Regions from separate parts of the Homo sapiens genome. Here region 1 is linked to region 2. The links are chromatin loops, found by intact Hi-C in ENCODE. Cell type or tissue: right lobe of liver. All regions are shown on one strand. Each heading gives the region's core, and the rest is flanking DNA. Links, peaks and the distances in the headings are about the cores only.

The links. A loop is a pair of places that touch in the nucleus more often than their neighbours do. Peaks named below come from ENCODE experiments on the same cell type or tissue, not always from the same donor. Only the 100,000 strongest peaks of a DNase experiment are listed, where the experiment ranks them.
Region 1: a loop joins it to region 2, with 2.3 times the contacts of the local background. A loop is called at or near these places in 7 of 110 quality-filtered maps.

The regions. Positions count from the first base shown.
Region 1 is chr5:56,186,330-56,194,672 of GRCh38, forward strand. The region is part of intron 2 of ANKRD55 (ankyrin repeat domain 55); the gene reads right to left. It also overlaps the pseudogene C1GALT1P2. Among named protein-coding and RNA genes, the nearest start is that of ANKRD55, 43 kb to the right of the region's middle. In right lobe of liver, for the core only: no CTCF peak of the experiment used is centred there; a DNase peak (open chromatin) is centred at 4,382.
Region 2 is chr5:55,973,484-55,981,762 of GRCh38, forward strand. It overlaps IL6ST (interleukin 6 cytokine family signal transducer), which reads right to left. Exons shown (of 17, transcript NM_002184.4): 3 at 2,732-2,810. The coding sequence starts at 2,795. Among named protein-coding and RNA genes, the nearest start is that of IL6ST, 17 kb to the right of the region's middle. In right lobe of liver, for the core only: a CTCF peak has its summit at 4,848; a DNase peak (open chromatin) is centred at 4,723; H3K27ac peaks cover 2,060 bases.

The sequences.
Region 1 (8,343 bases), core at 268-8,267, 210 kb after region 2:
GCTAATTTTTGTATTTTTTGTAGAGATGGGGTTTTGCCATGTTGCCCAGGCTGGTCTCTAATGATCCTCCCATGTTGGCTTCCCAAAGTGCTGTGATTTATAGGCGTAAGCCACTGTTCCTGGCCAGTTTCTTTGTCTTTAAAATGAAGGTAATAATGATGATAATTAGGATAACTACCTACCTCTCTTATAAGTTTGTTGTGAGGAAAAAAATGAATTAATATTTAATTCTGTGTGCTTTTAGAACAAGGCCTGGCATATAATAGTGTATATATTTGCTGTGACTACTGCTACTTAAAAAATTTTTTTTTGGTGCGTTTAGAAAGCATTAGAAATCTGGGACATGTAGAGAAAATAGTCTCTTGTTGATGATGATTAGACAAAAAGTCCATACATTGCACAGAACATTAGTCCCCATTAGGAACCTTCCTAGGACTCTAGACATTTTGTTAAGATTTCTCACAGTATATTTGGGCACAAGAAATAGGGCCCAGAAACAGGACAAAGATGGAGCTGGTATCTGGTTGTGTGACCACATCCAAAGATGCTGGTGGTATCACTTCAGGAGGAAGATCCTGGTGGTGGGCTGAGGAGCTCTGTGTTTAACAGCCTGTTCATATGTTATATAATGTGCCTATATAACAGACATAAATGTATTCACAATCCGTTCATCACTGAGTGCAATAAAATATGCAAGGCACATTCATCACACTGTGGACCACATACAGCTGAGAGAAACAATGAATGCATTGCCTGATAGAATTATGATCCCCAAAATATCTTGCCAGAAATCTAATTAGATAGTATTTAATAGAGCTAAAGGTAGAGTAACATATTGAAAGACAGGACCAGCTGGATGTCCTAGGCTGACTAAGAATCCCTAAGCCTAGCTGGGAAGGTGACTGCATCCACCTTTAAACACAGGGCTTGCAACTTAGCTCACACCCGACCAATCAGGTAGTAAAGAGAGCTCACTAAAACGCTCATTAGGCAAAAACAGGAGGTAAAGAAATAGCCAATCATCTATTGTCTGAGAGCACAGCGGGAGGGACAATGACCGGGATTTAAACCCAGGCATTCGAGCTGGCAACGGCTACCCTCTCTGGGTCACCTCCCTTTGTATGGGAGCTCTGTTTTCACTCTATTAAATCTTGCAACTGCACACTCTTCTGGTCCGTGTTTGTTACGGCTTGAGCTGAGCTTTCGCTCACTGTCCACCACTGCTGTTTGCTGCTGTCGCAGACCCGCCGCTGACTTCTATCCCTCTGGATCCAGCAGGGTGACCGCTGTGCTCCTGATCCAGCGAGGCACCCATTGCTGCTCCCAATCGGGCTAAAGGCTTGCCATTGTTCCTGCACGGCTAACTGCCTGGGTTCATCCTAATCGAGCTGAACGCTAGTCACTGGGTTCTAGGTTCTCTTCCGTGACCCACGGCTTCTAATAGAGCTATAACACTCACTGCATGGCCCAAGATTCCATTTCTTGGAATACGTGAGGCCAAGAACCCCAGGTCAGATAACACGAGGCTGGCTACCATCTTGGAAGCCCCCCGCCACCATCTTCGGAGCTCTAAGAACAAGGACCCCCGGTAACAATATCTTGGTCCACAAAATATCCAGTTGAACTGATTGAAGGGTGGTTAAGTATGTAGTTTTTGCACTCAACTTCCCCTCTCCCTGTTGATAAGGTAAACCTGATTATTCTCTAGGGACTACTTCCTCTCCTCTTCTAGCCCACAGGCTGATTCAGTGGAATTGGCTATATCCCTGGTCAGGGGCAGAACATGTGGCTTAGAACTAAGCCACTCAGCACTAGCATTATCCTGGCCATGGAGATGGATTCAGGGATGTGACCCAATTAGAGCCCACGAAAAGCAATGATACGTTTGATATGTTGACTGGGGTTGTCGAGAACAATACTGTTGCTTTATTCTACCACCCATGAACCTGGAAGCCACCTGGTGACATCTTTCTCTTACCAGAGAAAGGTGGAGATATTTTCTCTGCCCTGCCCCCGCAACCCCGCCACCCCCCTACAACCAAAAAAAAAGAAAAAGAAAAAAGAAATCTTAGCCTAGGTCAATCTCCCGAAGCATTTCCCCAATGTTTTCTGGTAGTTTCATGTCTTACATTTAAATCTTTAATCCATTTTGATTTGACTTTTGTATATGGTGAGAGATAGGGGTCTAGTTTTATTCTTCTGCATATAGATATCCAGTCTTCCAGCACCTTTTATTGACGAGACTGTCCTTTCCCAAATGTATGTCTTGGTGCCTTTGTTAAAAATGAGTTGACTGTAAATGTGTGAACTTGTTTCTGGAATCTCAATTCTGTTCCATTGGTCTACGTGGCTGTTTTTATGCCAGTATCATGCTATTTTGGTTACTATAGCCTTGTAGTATAATTTGAAGTCAAGTAATGTGATGCCTCCAGCTTAAGTCAATTTACATAGATTTTGTGTATTCGTTTGGATTTTCTTTTTAATCACTGAAAAAGTTCTGACTGATAAAACGTTTTAAAAAAGAACTTGGAGTTTTAGCTGGAAAATTAGCTCTATAGAAATAAACAGCGTTGTAATAAATTAGTAGGAAGTCTGGCTGAATTACCAAATCTAGTAGCCATATTGAGGGCAGTGATAGGCCTTTTCCATTCTTAACTGGTCAGTGTCATATTGAGGTCTATGGTCTCAATTAAACAGGGGTATAGTGGCTGGAGAACATTCAGAGGTGAGTGACTGGAGGTATGAATGGACTTTAATCATGTCACGTGAAGAATGGTTGAAGGAGATAAATGTGTCTACTCTGAAGATTATTCCAGGGGTCATGATAGTAGCCTTCAGATAGTTAAAGAGTTTTTTTAATTAAAAAAATTGTGCAGGAGGCTGAGGCAGGAGAATGGTGTGAATCCGGGAGGCGGAGCTTGCAGTGAGCCAACATCGCGCCACTGCACTCCAGCCTGGGCAACAGAGCGAGACTCTGTCTCAAAAAAAAAAAAAAAAAATGTGGTAAAAGATACATAAAATTTAAAATTTTAACCATTTAAGTGTACTTACAGTTCAATTGCATTATGTCCATTCACACTGTTGTGTAACCATCACTAAAACTCATCTTTTCATCTTCCAAATCTCTGTACTCATTAAACTGTAACTTCCCATTCTTTCCCATCCCCAGTCCCTGGAAACCACCATTCTGCTTTCTGTCTATGAATTTGACTACTAAAGGCACCTCATGTATGTGGAATCAATAACCGTTGTCCTTTCGTGACTGGCTTATTTCACTTAGCATAATGTCCTCAAGGTTCATCCATGTTGTAGAATGTGTCAGAATTATCTCCCTTTTTAAGATTTAATAATATTTAATTGTATGTATGCATCACATTTTGTTTATTCATTACCTGTCAGTGGACACTTGCGTTGTTCCCATCTTTTGGCTATTGTGAATAATGCTGCTGTGAACATGGGTCTACAAATCTTTTTGCATTCCTGCTTTTAATTCTTTTGGGTATATACTCAGAAGTGGAATTGCTAGATCATGTGATAATTCCATTTTTAATTTTTGAAGGAACCACCATACTGTCTTCCAAACGGCTGCACCATTTTGTATTTCCACCAAAGTGCACAAGAGTTTCAATTTCCCCATATCCTTGCTAACACTTATTATTTGTTGTTTGGGTTTTAAAAAAAATAATAGCCATCCTAATGATGGTGAAGTGGTATTTCATTGTGGTTTTGATTTGCATTTCTCTAATATTAGTGACAGTGAGCATTTTTCCAAGTGCTTATTGGCTATAGGCATATCTTTCAAGAAATGTCTATTCAAATCCTTTGCCCATTTTTAATTGAGTTGTTTGGCTTTTTGTTGCTGGGTTGTAGGAGTTCTTTATATATTCTGAATATTAAACCTTTATCAGGTATATGATTTGCAAATATTTTCTCTCATTCTGTGGGTTGCCTTTTCATTCTGTTGATAGTGTCCTTTGATGACAAAGCTTTTAATTTTGATGTAGTCTAATTTGTTGATTTTTTCTTCTGTTGTCTGTGCATTTGATGTCATAGCCAAGAAATCATTGCCAAATCCAGTGTCATGAAGCTTTTCCCTAGGCTTTTTTCTATGAGTTTTACAGTTTTAGGTCTTATGTTTGGGTCTTTGATCCATTTTGAGTTAACTTTTATATATGGTGTAAAGTAAGGGTCCAAATACATTTTTTTCCACATGGCTATCCTGTTTTTCCAACATCATTCATTGAAAATACTATTGTCTTAGTCTGTTTCCTGCTGCTATAACACAATACTATAGACTGGGTAATTTATAAATAAACTTATTTGGCTCATGGTTCTTGAGGCCAGGAAGTCCAAGGGCATGATGCCAACATGTGGTGAGGATGATCTCATGGCAGAAGGGTGAAAGGCAGAAGCGAGCATCTGAGACAGAAGAGGAAATCAGGCCAAACTCATTGTTTCTATCAGGCACCCATGCCAGAAGATATCTAACTCACTCCTAATATAACAGTATTAATCAATTCATCAGAGCAGAGCCCTCGTGCTCCAATCACCTCTAAAAAGCCTACCTCTTAATACTGGTACAATGACAGTTAAATTTCAACACAACTTTCAGTGGGAACATTCAAGTCATAGCAACTATTCTTTCCCTATTGAATGGTCTTGGCACTCTTGTGGAAAATCAGTTGACCATAAATGTATGGGATTATTTCTGGACTTTCAGTTCTATTCTACTGATCTATATGTCTGTCTGTATGCCAGTACCACACTGTTTTCATTACTGTAGCTTTGTAGTAAGTTTTGAAATCAGGAAGTGTGAAACCTCCAACTGTTCTTTTTGAAGATTGTTTTGGCTATTTTGGGGTCTCCTGAAATTCAATATGTATATTAGGATGATTTTTCTATTTCTGTAGAAAACATCATTGGGATTTTGACAGAGATTATATTGAATCTGTAGATTGCTTTGTGTAGTACTGGCATCTTAATAATATTAAGTTTTCTAATTCATGGAACATAAAATGTCTTTCCATTTACTGGTGTTTTCTTTAATTTCTTTCAGCAATGCTTTGTAGTTTTCAGTGTACCAGTCTTTTACCTCCTTGGTTATTCCTAAGTATTTTATTCTTTCTCATACTATTGTAAATAGAGTTGTTTTTCGAAGGGCTTTTATGCAAACAATTTTATGGTTAAATTGCTGTGTGAGACTCCAGTAGTTAGAAATAGCAGTGGGTGAGAGTGACAGAGAGACAGGTATTCTAATTATTATTAGAGCTTATAAAAATGGACCGAGTCACCTCAAGAAGTAGTGAGCTTCCTGTCACTGAAGATGACCTCTCTTGGCTAGATGACCACCAAACCTGTTTAGAAGGAATTTAGACATAAAGTGAAGCACAGTGTAGGGGGAAAAGGAAGACGTGTGAAGCAGAATAGCATGTACTTCAGAATTCCTTCTGGCCCTGCGATGTACACTAAACCACAGCACAACAAGGAAATAGGAAATGAAGGAGCTTCCCTAGAAGTTATTTAGAAAGAGCCAATCTAAGTTGCGGTCAATGCAAATAATTGGGCACAAACTTAGAAACTGTACAGAGAATTTCTATAGAAATGAGGAAGCATGATGTAGAAATAACAAGTACAAAGAAAAGTATGACTGATGGTCCTAATGGAATCTAAAATGAGAGCAGGAAAGTTTTTTTCTACTGACAATCAGAAACCCACTTATTAAGATGTCTAAAAGATCTACATAAACAAACAATACCTCAGTCCTTCCTTGTCTCCTTCCTATTGCTCCTCTCTCTCTCTCTCTCTTTCTCATCTATTTGTCATCTATGTTTCTTTCCACACTGCTTACATGAGGAGCATGTTTTGAATGGTCTTGCCTCTCTCACTGCTTTAAACAGATAGACTTCTGTACGGGTGCATAAAGAGAGATTCCAGAATACACACAGGGTGAGAGACTCTGAGGGTAGAAAATGGAAGAAACATGAAGAAATAGGAAGAAAGAAGCATGTGAAGACACGCAGATTATATTTTATTTAAAACTCTGCCGCTGCTGCCGGAGACTGATCTGGGCGGCAGTTGGCGGCCTCGGCTAGCGGCCAGGAGCCACTTCTGCGGGTGCCCAGAGAAGCAAAAGTCGCCGGTCCCATGTCGTCGCCCTCTCTGCCCCCCAGGAGGGGCAAGAGGGAGCCACGGCCGATGACAGAAATACACTTTCCGAGATGGCCTCTAAATCCTGGCTGAATTTTTTAACCTTCCTCTATGGATCGGCAATAGGGTTTATTTTATTTTCTCAGCTACTTAGTATTTTGTTGGGAGAAGAGGGTGACACCCAGACTAATGTTCTTCATAATGATCCTCATGCGAGGCATTCAGATGATAATGGACAGAATCATCTAGGAGGACAAATGAACTTCAATGCAGATTCTAGCCAACGTAAAGATGAGAACACAGACATCGCTGAAAACCTCTATTAGCAAGTTAAAATTCTTTGCTGGGTTATGACAGGCTCTCAAAACCTACAGAAAAAGGCCAAACATGTCAAAGCTACATGGGCCCAGCGTTGTCTAAAAGTATTTTTTATGAGTTCAGAAGAAAATAAAGACTTCCGTGCTGTGGGATTGAAAACCAAAGCAGGCAGAGATGAGCTATACTGGAAAACAATTAAACCTTTTCAGTATGTTCATGAACATCATTTAGAAGATGCTGATTGGTTTTTGAAAGCAGATGATGACACATATTTCATACTAGATAATTTGAGATGGCTTCTTTCAAAATATGATTCTAAAGAACACATTTATTTTAGGAGAAGATTTAAGCCCTTTGTAAAACAGGGCTGTATGAGTGGAGGAGCAGGATATTTACTAAGCAAAGAAAGCCTTGAAAAGATTTCTTGATGCATTTAAAACAGACAAGTGTCACATAGTTCCTCCACTGAAGACTTAGCACTGGGGAGATGCATGGAAATTATAAATGTAGAAGCAGGAGATTCCAGAGATCCCACTGGAAAAGAAACTTTTCATCCCTTTGTTTCAGAACACCATTTAATAAAGGTTATCTACCTAGAACCTTTTGGTACTGGAATTACAACTATTATCCTCCTGTAGAGGGTCCTGGTTGCTGTTCCGATCTTGCAGTTTCTTTTCACTATGTTGATTTTACAACTGTGTATGTGTTAGAATACCTCGTTTATCATCTTCATCCATATGGTTATTTATACAGATATCAAGCTACCTTACCTGAAAATATACTAAAGGAAATTAGTCAAGCAAACAAAAATGAAGGCACAAAAGTGAAGTCAGGAAACCCTTGAAAGAAAATCATGAATGAACAAAGGTAAAATGTCTAGCATTGCCCTGAAGAAGGACTTCTGCATTTCTGACATAGAGCACTGGAATCCCAGTGAGGAATTCTAAGTGAACATTCCATATAGAAATCTTTCACTTGAATGACTATAAACTGAAGCTTTAAATGAGCTGTGAAGTCTGTTAAAATGTGTTTTGATACAGTCATATAAAAATATATCTATATATATAAGAAGAACTTGTGTTTTTAAAATGGTGGCCAAGTAGAGGAACTAGAAAAGAGATTTTGTTGTCTATTTTTGACCATCTGTATTATTGTCACTGAGAAACTAAAACAATTGAATTTGCTAAAACTACACTGCACCATATTAGTAATAAACAGATCTGCCTTAAAGAAAATTTTAGGGCTGGGTGCAGTGGCTCACTCCTGTAATCCCAGCACTTTGGGAGGCCAAAGCAGGTGGATCACGAGGTCAGGAGATTGAGACCACCCTGGCCAACATGGTGAAACCTCATCTCCACTAAAAATACAAAAATTAGCTGGGCGTGGTGGCGCGCACCTGTAGTCCCAGCTACTTGGCAGGCTGAGGCAGGAGAACTGCTTGAACTGGGGAGGCGGAGCTTGCAGTGAGCCGAGATCGCACCATTGCACTCCAGCCTGGGTGACAGAGTGAGACTCCATCTCAAAAAAAAAAAAAAAAAGAAAATTTTATAAAGAAATATTGTTGCTCAGTGTTGTTAATACAGCTCAAGAGTTGAGTTTATATTTGCAGGATGATATAAATGATCCAACCCCCCCAACACATATAGTTTTTGTCTAATGGAAATTTTGCTGTGATTATTTATAATTGGCAGTATTTCTTCCAGAAGAAGCTAAAATAAGACTGGCACTTATCCTGAAGTTCCTTAATAAAACCGCACTTTAAAATTATCATGGGCCTTGACTATATTATATATTTGATTCTAATTAGTAATCCTTTACTGAATCTCTGTTGTCTCTTTTCTAAATATGTTTAGCCACCCTTGAATACCATTCTCCACT
Region 2 (8,279 bases), core at 1-8,000:
AAGAAAGCCAGGGCCATAAAAAGAGGCCACGTATGGTGTTTTGGACAATGGCCCCAGCAAAGCCCTCAGCCTGCAGATACCATTAACAACAGACATATAAGCGAAGGAGTCTGAAGATGACTCCAGCCCCCAGTCTGAATATTGCAGCTGAGGCCCCAGACATTGTACAGCAAAGATGAATACGTCTGATTGTGCCTGCCTATCTATAGTCTTGTCCTATACAAATCATGAGAGGTATTATTATCATTTTAAGCCTTGAAGATTTGGAGTATTTGTGAGGCAGCAACAGGTAGCTAATGCAGTCCTGTTATTTTCAACATTTTAATCAACAACTTGGGAAAAGACAGACACACATGCTTATCAAATTAGCAGAGGACAGGACTACAAACAACTGCCAACACTTCGGATGAAAATGTTGGGATTTAAAATTATGCTGAAAGAGTAGAACACCAGGCTAAAACTGATAAAATGAAATTAGCAACAGAGGAAATATATCCTATTTAGGTAATAAGAAATATACATTGGGTGAGGGAGAACTAGTTTAAGAGTAACTCATGTAAAAACCACCTGAGAATTTTCACTGATCACTAGCTCAACATGAAACAAGGGTATATCTCAGCTACCACATAGTTACGTAACTTTATAAAAATGATGTTCAGATCAAAGTAAGTATGAGTGCCACTGTAGTCAGATTGGTTTTGGTATATTACGTTTATTTTTTTCATAAAGAAACTTTTATTCAAAGACAACAATAACCTTTATAATAAATATGCAGTAACTATCATTTTTATAATGCTTACTGTAGGCCAAACACTGTCCAAATATTTCCTCTATATTAACTTATTTTTGGTTGTTTTTTGAGATAGGGTCTCAGTCTGCCACCCTAGGCTGGAGTGCAGTGGCACAATCTCCACACACCGCAACCTTTGCCTCCCGGGTTCAAGTGACTCTCCCACCTCAGCCTCCCAAGTAGCTGAGACTTTCAGGCATGTGCTACCAAGCTCAGATTTTTTTTTTTGGAAACAGGGTTTCACTCTGTCACCCAGACTGGAGTGCAGTGGTGCAATCTTGGCTCACTGCAACCTCCGCCTCCCAGGCTCAAGCGATTCTCCTGCCTCAGCCTCCTGAGTAGTGGGGATTACAGGCGTGCGGCACTACCGCCTGGCTAATTTTTGTATTTTTAGTAGATACGGGGTTTTACCATGTTGGCCAGGCTAGTCTTGAACTCCTAACCTCAAATGATCCACCCATCTCGGCCTCCCAAAGTGCTTGGATTACTGGCATGAGCCACCATGCCTGGCCTCTATATTAACTTCTTTAATCCTCACTAATAACCCTAGGAGGTAGTGGCCTTTATTATCACCATTTCATAGATCAGGAAATTGAGGTACAGAAAATGACTGACCAAGGTCCTACAGCTAGTAAGGGGGACAGCTGGGATAGTATTATTCATACACACACACACACACACATACACACACACACACACACACACACACGTACACATAAATATTTTTACGAGACAGGGTCTTGCTCTGTTACCCAGGATAGAGTGCAATGGCGTGACCATGGCTCACTGTGACCTCGAGGTCCAGGGCTCATGATTCTCCTGGCTCAGCCTCCTGAGTAGTTGGGACTAGAGGCATGATATGGTTTGAATCTGTGTCCCCACCCAAATCTCATGTCGTATCATAATCCCCAGTGTTGGAGGTGGGGCCTGGTGGAGAGGTGATTAAATCATAGGGGTGGATTTCTCACTTGGTACTGCCTCGAGATGGTGGATGAGGAATGAGTTATTGTGAGCTCTGGTCATTTAAAAGTTTGTAGCACCTTCCCTTTCTCTCTCTCTTCCTCCTGTTCTCGCTATGTGAGATGCCTCACTCCCCCTTTGTCTTCTGCCATGACTGGAAACTTCCCAAAGCCTCCCCAGAAGCAGATGCCACCATGCTTCCGCACAGCCTACAGAACTGTGAATCAATTAAACCTTTTCTTTATAAATTACCCAGTCTCAGGTATTTCTTTATAGCAGTGTGAGAATGGACTAATACTTGGCTAATTAAAAAAAAAAATTGTAGAGATGGGGCCTTGCTTTGTTGCCCAGACTGAATTCCTGGACTCAAGTTATTTTCCTGCCTATGCCTCCCAAGGTTCTGGGATTACAGGTGTGAGCCACCATGTCCAGCCAGTATTCTATTTTAAATGTAATACAGGCAACTAAGAGAAGAATCAGTAGGGTAATCAGCATGCACAGGGTTAAAAACCAGATCCTATAGAATGATTAGATATCTGGGTAACTGTAATTTGGGGACAAGGACTTACAGACACAGGAAAGCAGCCCTTCAATACCTGAAGAGCATGTAGTATGAATGACGTAAAATTTAACAAGATTTAACAAATTTTCTCCTATTCATTTACTGAAGAAAAAAAAAAAAACCCACACACTTCTTTCCTTCCCCATTTTAAAGTTATTGTTAGTATTGATATACAGCATTTAAGATTACTGACTTAAATTACTGACTTAGCATGTAAGATGACTGTTACAACTCAAATTATACAAAAACAGATTATCAAGAATATTTTTATTAAAATCAATTTAAGATATTATTCTCTCGATTATCCTAGAAAGAATATATGAACATAATAATTAAACATAAGCTTAATTATATAATAATATAAAAATATATAAACCTAATTTGTGAAGTTAGAAGATAGGGTATTTCATGAACCTTACCTGTAGATTCAGTGGTGAGGAAAATAAACAAGGCTTGCACTAGCCAAGTCTGCAACGTCAACATCTTGCGCGGATATTTCTGCAACAGACACATGTAATATTACTTTTAATATTTTTTCTCTTATATACACATAATTTAAGACACAATCTTGTTTCCATGCTGTAGCTGTGTTTCTAAAAGGTGGTAAAATTCTTATGAGAATGTAGAAAACTTAAGTCTTCACATTATTTTTCTTTATTCCCACTGAAGTTATGGCTATGGAAAACACTGCTAGAAAACATAATTTATACTTTAAGGTTAATTAAAAGAGATATCTTGTTTCTTTCTTATGTGAAGTCTTATATTAGTAAATAACTGTGAGATTAAGAACTTCAGACTGACAAATTTCTACATGGCAAAACTCACCATAATATGTATCCTTAAAAGATACCTGACAAATGGAAAAAAATGTTTGTAATTCATAGCATGGCCAAAAATTTTCCCGATATATAAAGAATGCCTACAAATCACTAAAAAATTCTAACACCTAATAGAACAGGCAAACATATTTGAATAGTTTATAGAAAAGGAAATACAAGTAAATCAAGCATGTGAAAAGATACTTTCAACCTCACTCAAAATGAGAGATATAAATTAGAACTACTCAGATAGGAACGCAAAATGATACAGACACTCTGGTAAACAATTTGATAGTTCGTTACCAAGTTAAAAGCACACCATAAGACTTGGTATTTCCACTCCAAAGAGCGTACTCCCCAAAATAAAAACATATGCCCACAATAAGACTTATACTCAAATGTTCACAGCAGCTTCATTCATAAGTCCCAAACTGGAAACAATCCAAATGTCCACCAACTGCTGAATGTATAAACATACATTCAAACAATGGTAGAGACATATAATAGAATACTACTCAGCAAACAAAAAAAAAAGAGTATGAACTGGTGATACATGCAGTAGTATGAATGAATCTCAAAAGCATTACACTGAATAAACGAAGCCAGACACAACAGGTTATACATTGTATAACTCTATTTACAGGAAATTCTTTTTTTTTTTAAGAGATGGGGGTCTCACTATGTTGCCCAGGCTGTCTCAAACTCCTGGGCTCGAGCAATCCTCCTGCCTCAGCCTCCCAAAGCACTGGGATTACAGGCATGTGCCTCAGAAATTCTTGATACGGCAAAACTAAGGTGACAGAAAGCAGATCCAGGGTTGCCTAGGGCTGAGGTAGAGAAGGCACACGTAAAAGGGCATAAAGGAAATCTGGGGTGATAAAAATACTCTATGACTTGATTGTGGTGGTGACTATAAGACTCTATACATTTGGCAGGACGCGATGGCTCACGCCTGTAATCCCAGCACTTTGGGAGGCCGAGGTGGGCAGATCACTTGAGGTCAGGAGTTCGAGACGAGCCTGGCCAACATGGTGAAACCCCATCTCTATTAAAAATACAAAAAGTAGCTTGGCGTGGTGGCGGGTGTCTGTGATGCCAGCTACTCGGGAGGCTGAGGCAGGAGAACTGTTTGAACCCGTGAAACAGAGGTTGCAGTAAGCCCAGATCATGCCACTGGACTCCAGCATGGGCAACAGAGCGAGACCCCGACACACACAGACACACACACACACACACACGCCAGGTGTGGTGGTGTATGCCTGCAGTCCCAGCTACTCATGAGGCTTGAGGCAGGAGAGCTGTTTGAACCCGGAAGGCAGGGGCTGCAGTGAGCTGAGATGGCACCACTGCACTCCAGCCTGGGCAACAAAGCGAAATTCTATTTAAAAAAAAAAAAAGACTACATTTGTCAAAATTCACTGAATTCTGTGTCAACTGTTTCAAAGGCACTGAGATTTTACCTTACTTTCAAGCTAACAAGTCAGCCTACCACAGTGTCATGGATACTGGCAAAAGGCATGACATTTTTGCGTCAGAAGCAAAGGACTGTATTACTCATAACAGTAGTCAGAGTATCAGCATTTTCTTGCGCCAGCTGCTTGAGTCCCAACTGTCACAGGGCATTGTGAAGTCAGATGACACCTGAACAGGCTGCTTCACAGGAAAGAAAGACAGATCTTAAGTAACCCTAAACTTGAAAAATATGCAGGAAGCATGTCTGCCATTTACTCTAGAGGGAGACATTATCTGTATCTTTGAAGACTGTAAGTAAGCCTGTCCTTTGCTCCACGGCTCTGAGAGTCTACCTTCCAACATTCTTTAAAAGGTAAGTTGGCTGGGCATGGTGGCTCACGCCTATAATCCCAGCACTTTGGGAGGCTGAGGCGAGTGAATCATGAGGTCAGGAGTTCAAGACCAGCCTGACCAACATGGTGAAACCCTGTCCCTAATAAAAATACAAAAATTAGCCAGGCGTGGTGGCGGCCGCCTGTAATCCCAGCTACTCAGGAGGCTGAGGCAGAGAACTGCTTGAACCTGGGAGGCGGAGGCTGCAGTGAGCCGAGGTCACACCACTGCACTCCAGCCTAGGTGACAGAGCGAGACTCCGTCTCAAAACAAAGTTCAGAAAAAAGGCAGCCATCAGGGTTTTTGCTGATAAGAAACGCAGAAATGTTAGACTCATGGGTTTCCTATCAAGTTGTAACTAAAAAATGGTGAATTTTATTGTTTATAAATTAGACCTTAAAACAAACAAAATCTGCCCAGATAAGGTATAACCAAAAGAAACGAGTGCTTAATACCTCCAAAGACATCTACAAGAATGTTTACAGAAGTTTTATTCAAAATAGATGAAAAATAAAATCAACCAAATATCTATTAACACTAGGATAAATTATGGTATATTCAAGTAATTGAATCACAGCAATGAAAAATAACAACAGATACATGCATCATGGATGAATCTCATATATAATACAGAATGAAAGAAATCAGACAGGTTGGGTGCAGTGGCCCACACCTGTCATATCAGCACTTTGGGAGGCTGAGGGGGAAGAATTGCTTGAGGCCAGGAGTTAAGAGGCCAGCCTGCACAAAATAGTGAGACCCTGACTCTACAAAAAAATTTTAAAAGAGAAAAAAGGCAAGAAAGTACGCTCTGCATGATTTATTTTACAGAAGTTCAAAAAGAGGCAAAAGTCTACGGTGTTTGGTGACAGAGGTCAGAGCAGTTGTTTTTTGTGAGGAAGGGTATAAAAGGGGACATTCTGGGTGCTGAGCATGTTCTGTATCTTGATCTGGACAGTGATAAATTCACTGAGCTGTACACTTATGAGTTCTGTTTTGCAGTATGTAACAAAAGGTAAACAAACCAAAAATTATCCCAATACCATTCTTACATATTAGTGTTGGCAAAAATATAAAAACCCAAAAAGTATCAACAGGGTGTTGTGAGACTAAGCAACGAAAGTATCGTCACACACTACAGGTTATAGTGTAAATTGGCATAAGCTTCCCAATACATTGAACACTTTAAAAATGGTCAGTTTTGTTGTTTGTAAATTAGACCTCACTTAAAAACAAAGAAAAAAGCTCTACCCAAACAAGGCAGAGAGCCAGTTCGGCAATATCAATCAAAATTAAAACACACACATTTGATTCTAATGATTCTACTTTATTTTATCCTACAGATATGAATAAAACAACACATGTACAAAGTTATTCACTGCATTGTTTTTAACAGTAAAAGGCTGAAACAACCTGATTATGATGGGACACTAGTTAAATGATGGTATACCAAAACCATGTAAATGTAAATACTTGTAGCCATTTAAAAAAAATGAGGAAGCTCTATATGTACAGAAACATAAAGTTATCTAAAATACATTGTTACATTGTTAAGGTACAGAACAACGCATTTGCTATTATTTGTGGGCAAAACAATATACAAGAAAACAAAACACACATTCGTTTTTTTATATATGCACAGTATCTCTAGGAGGATAAAAGTTCAAATACTGGCTGTGACAGGGTATTTGAGAGATCAGGGTGGTAGGGAGACGCTCCACCATATACTCTGCAGCCTTGCAATGTTGACCATGTGAATCTTTAGTACTTATGCAAAAAATAAATTTAAATTAAAAAATACTTAATGTCAGCTAGGTGCAGTGGCTCACGCCTGTAATCCCAGCACTCAGGGAGGCCGAGGTGGGTGGATCATCTGAGGTCAGGAGTTCCAGACCAGCCTGGCCTACATGGTGAAACCCCGTCCATACTAAAAATACAAAAAGTAGCTGGGCGTGGTGGTGGGCACCTGTAATCCCAGCTACTTGGGAGGCTGAGGCAGGAGAATCACTTGAACCCGGGAGGCGGAGGTTGCAGTGAACGGAGATGGCGCCACTGCACTCCAGGCTGGGCGACAGAGTGAAACTCCGTCTCAAAAAATAAATAAAATAAATAAATACTTAAGGTTCAAACTATTGGGTACTATGCTCACCAACTGGGTGACAGTTCAATCGTACTCCAAACCTCAGCATCACACAATATACTCATGTAACCTGTACATGAACTCCCTGAACCTAAAATAAAAGCTAAAATTATTAAAGACAAAATACTTAATGTGTAATTTTTTTCTTCTAAATAAAACTATTAACTCTTCTTGATGAGAAATGGCTTCCTAGTTCTGCACTTGGAACACAATATTGTTTTATTAAATATACATACTAACTTGATTTTATGCACTCCCTAATCATGTAACAGCTTGCCAGCATGCCCAGCTAATTTTTTAAAAATTTTTCTGTAAAGATGGGGGTCTCACTATGTTGCACAGGCAGGTCCCAAACTCCTGGTCTGAAGCAATCCTCCTTCTTTGGCCACCCAAAGTGCTGGAATTACAGGTGTGAGCCACTGTGCCAAGCCAAATGTACTATATTCTTGCAACAAAGCTGCTCCAGAACAAGAGGTCCATGAAAGAATTTATGATTACTTCAAAGCAATTAGATTTGTTTGAGTAGTACCATGGAACACAAGCAAAGCGAACTAGGCAAAGGTAGATTCCACATTTCACATTTAGAAAGTAATCTTTCCTAATTTTTAAAAGATTGTAATGGAGAGGTGATGAAGAAACATCTATTATGGGACTTGATTTCATAGTCCAAATCTAAGAGATGAAGACACAGTAACACTATATAAAATATTATATGCAATACAGTTAACTTCACTTGGGGCTTGCTTAAAAATTGACAGAATTATGGCCGGGTGCGGTGGCTCATGCCTGTAATCCCAGCACTTTGGGAAGCCAAGGCAGGCGGATGACAAGGTCAGGAGTTCAAGACGAGCCTAACCAATATGATGAAGCCCCGTCTCTAATAAAAATACAAAAATTAGCCGGGCATGGTGGCGCACACCTATAGTCCCAGCTACTCAGGAGGCTGAGGTAGGAGAATCACTTGAACCTGGGAGGCGGAGGTTGCAGCGAGCCAAGATCGTGCCATTGCACTCCAGCCTGGGTGACAGAGCGAGACTCCATCTCAAAAAAATAAAAAAAAAAATTGACAGAATTGACAGTAGTTTGCTTATTTTTTCCCTCCTTTCCTTCTGTTGATACTAATATTTAATTTAAAATTATATTAATAGCACTATTACCTCACCT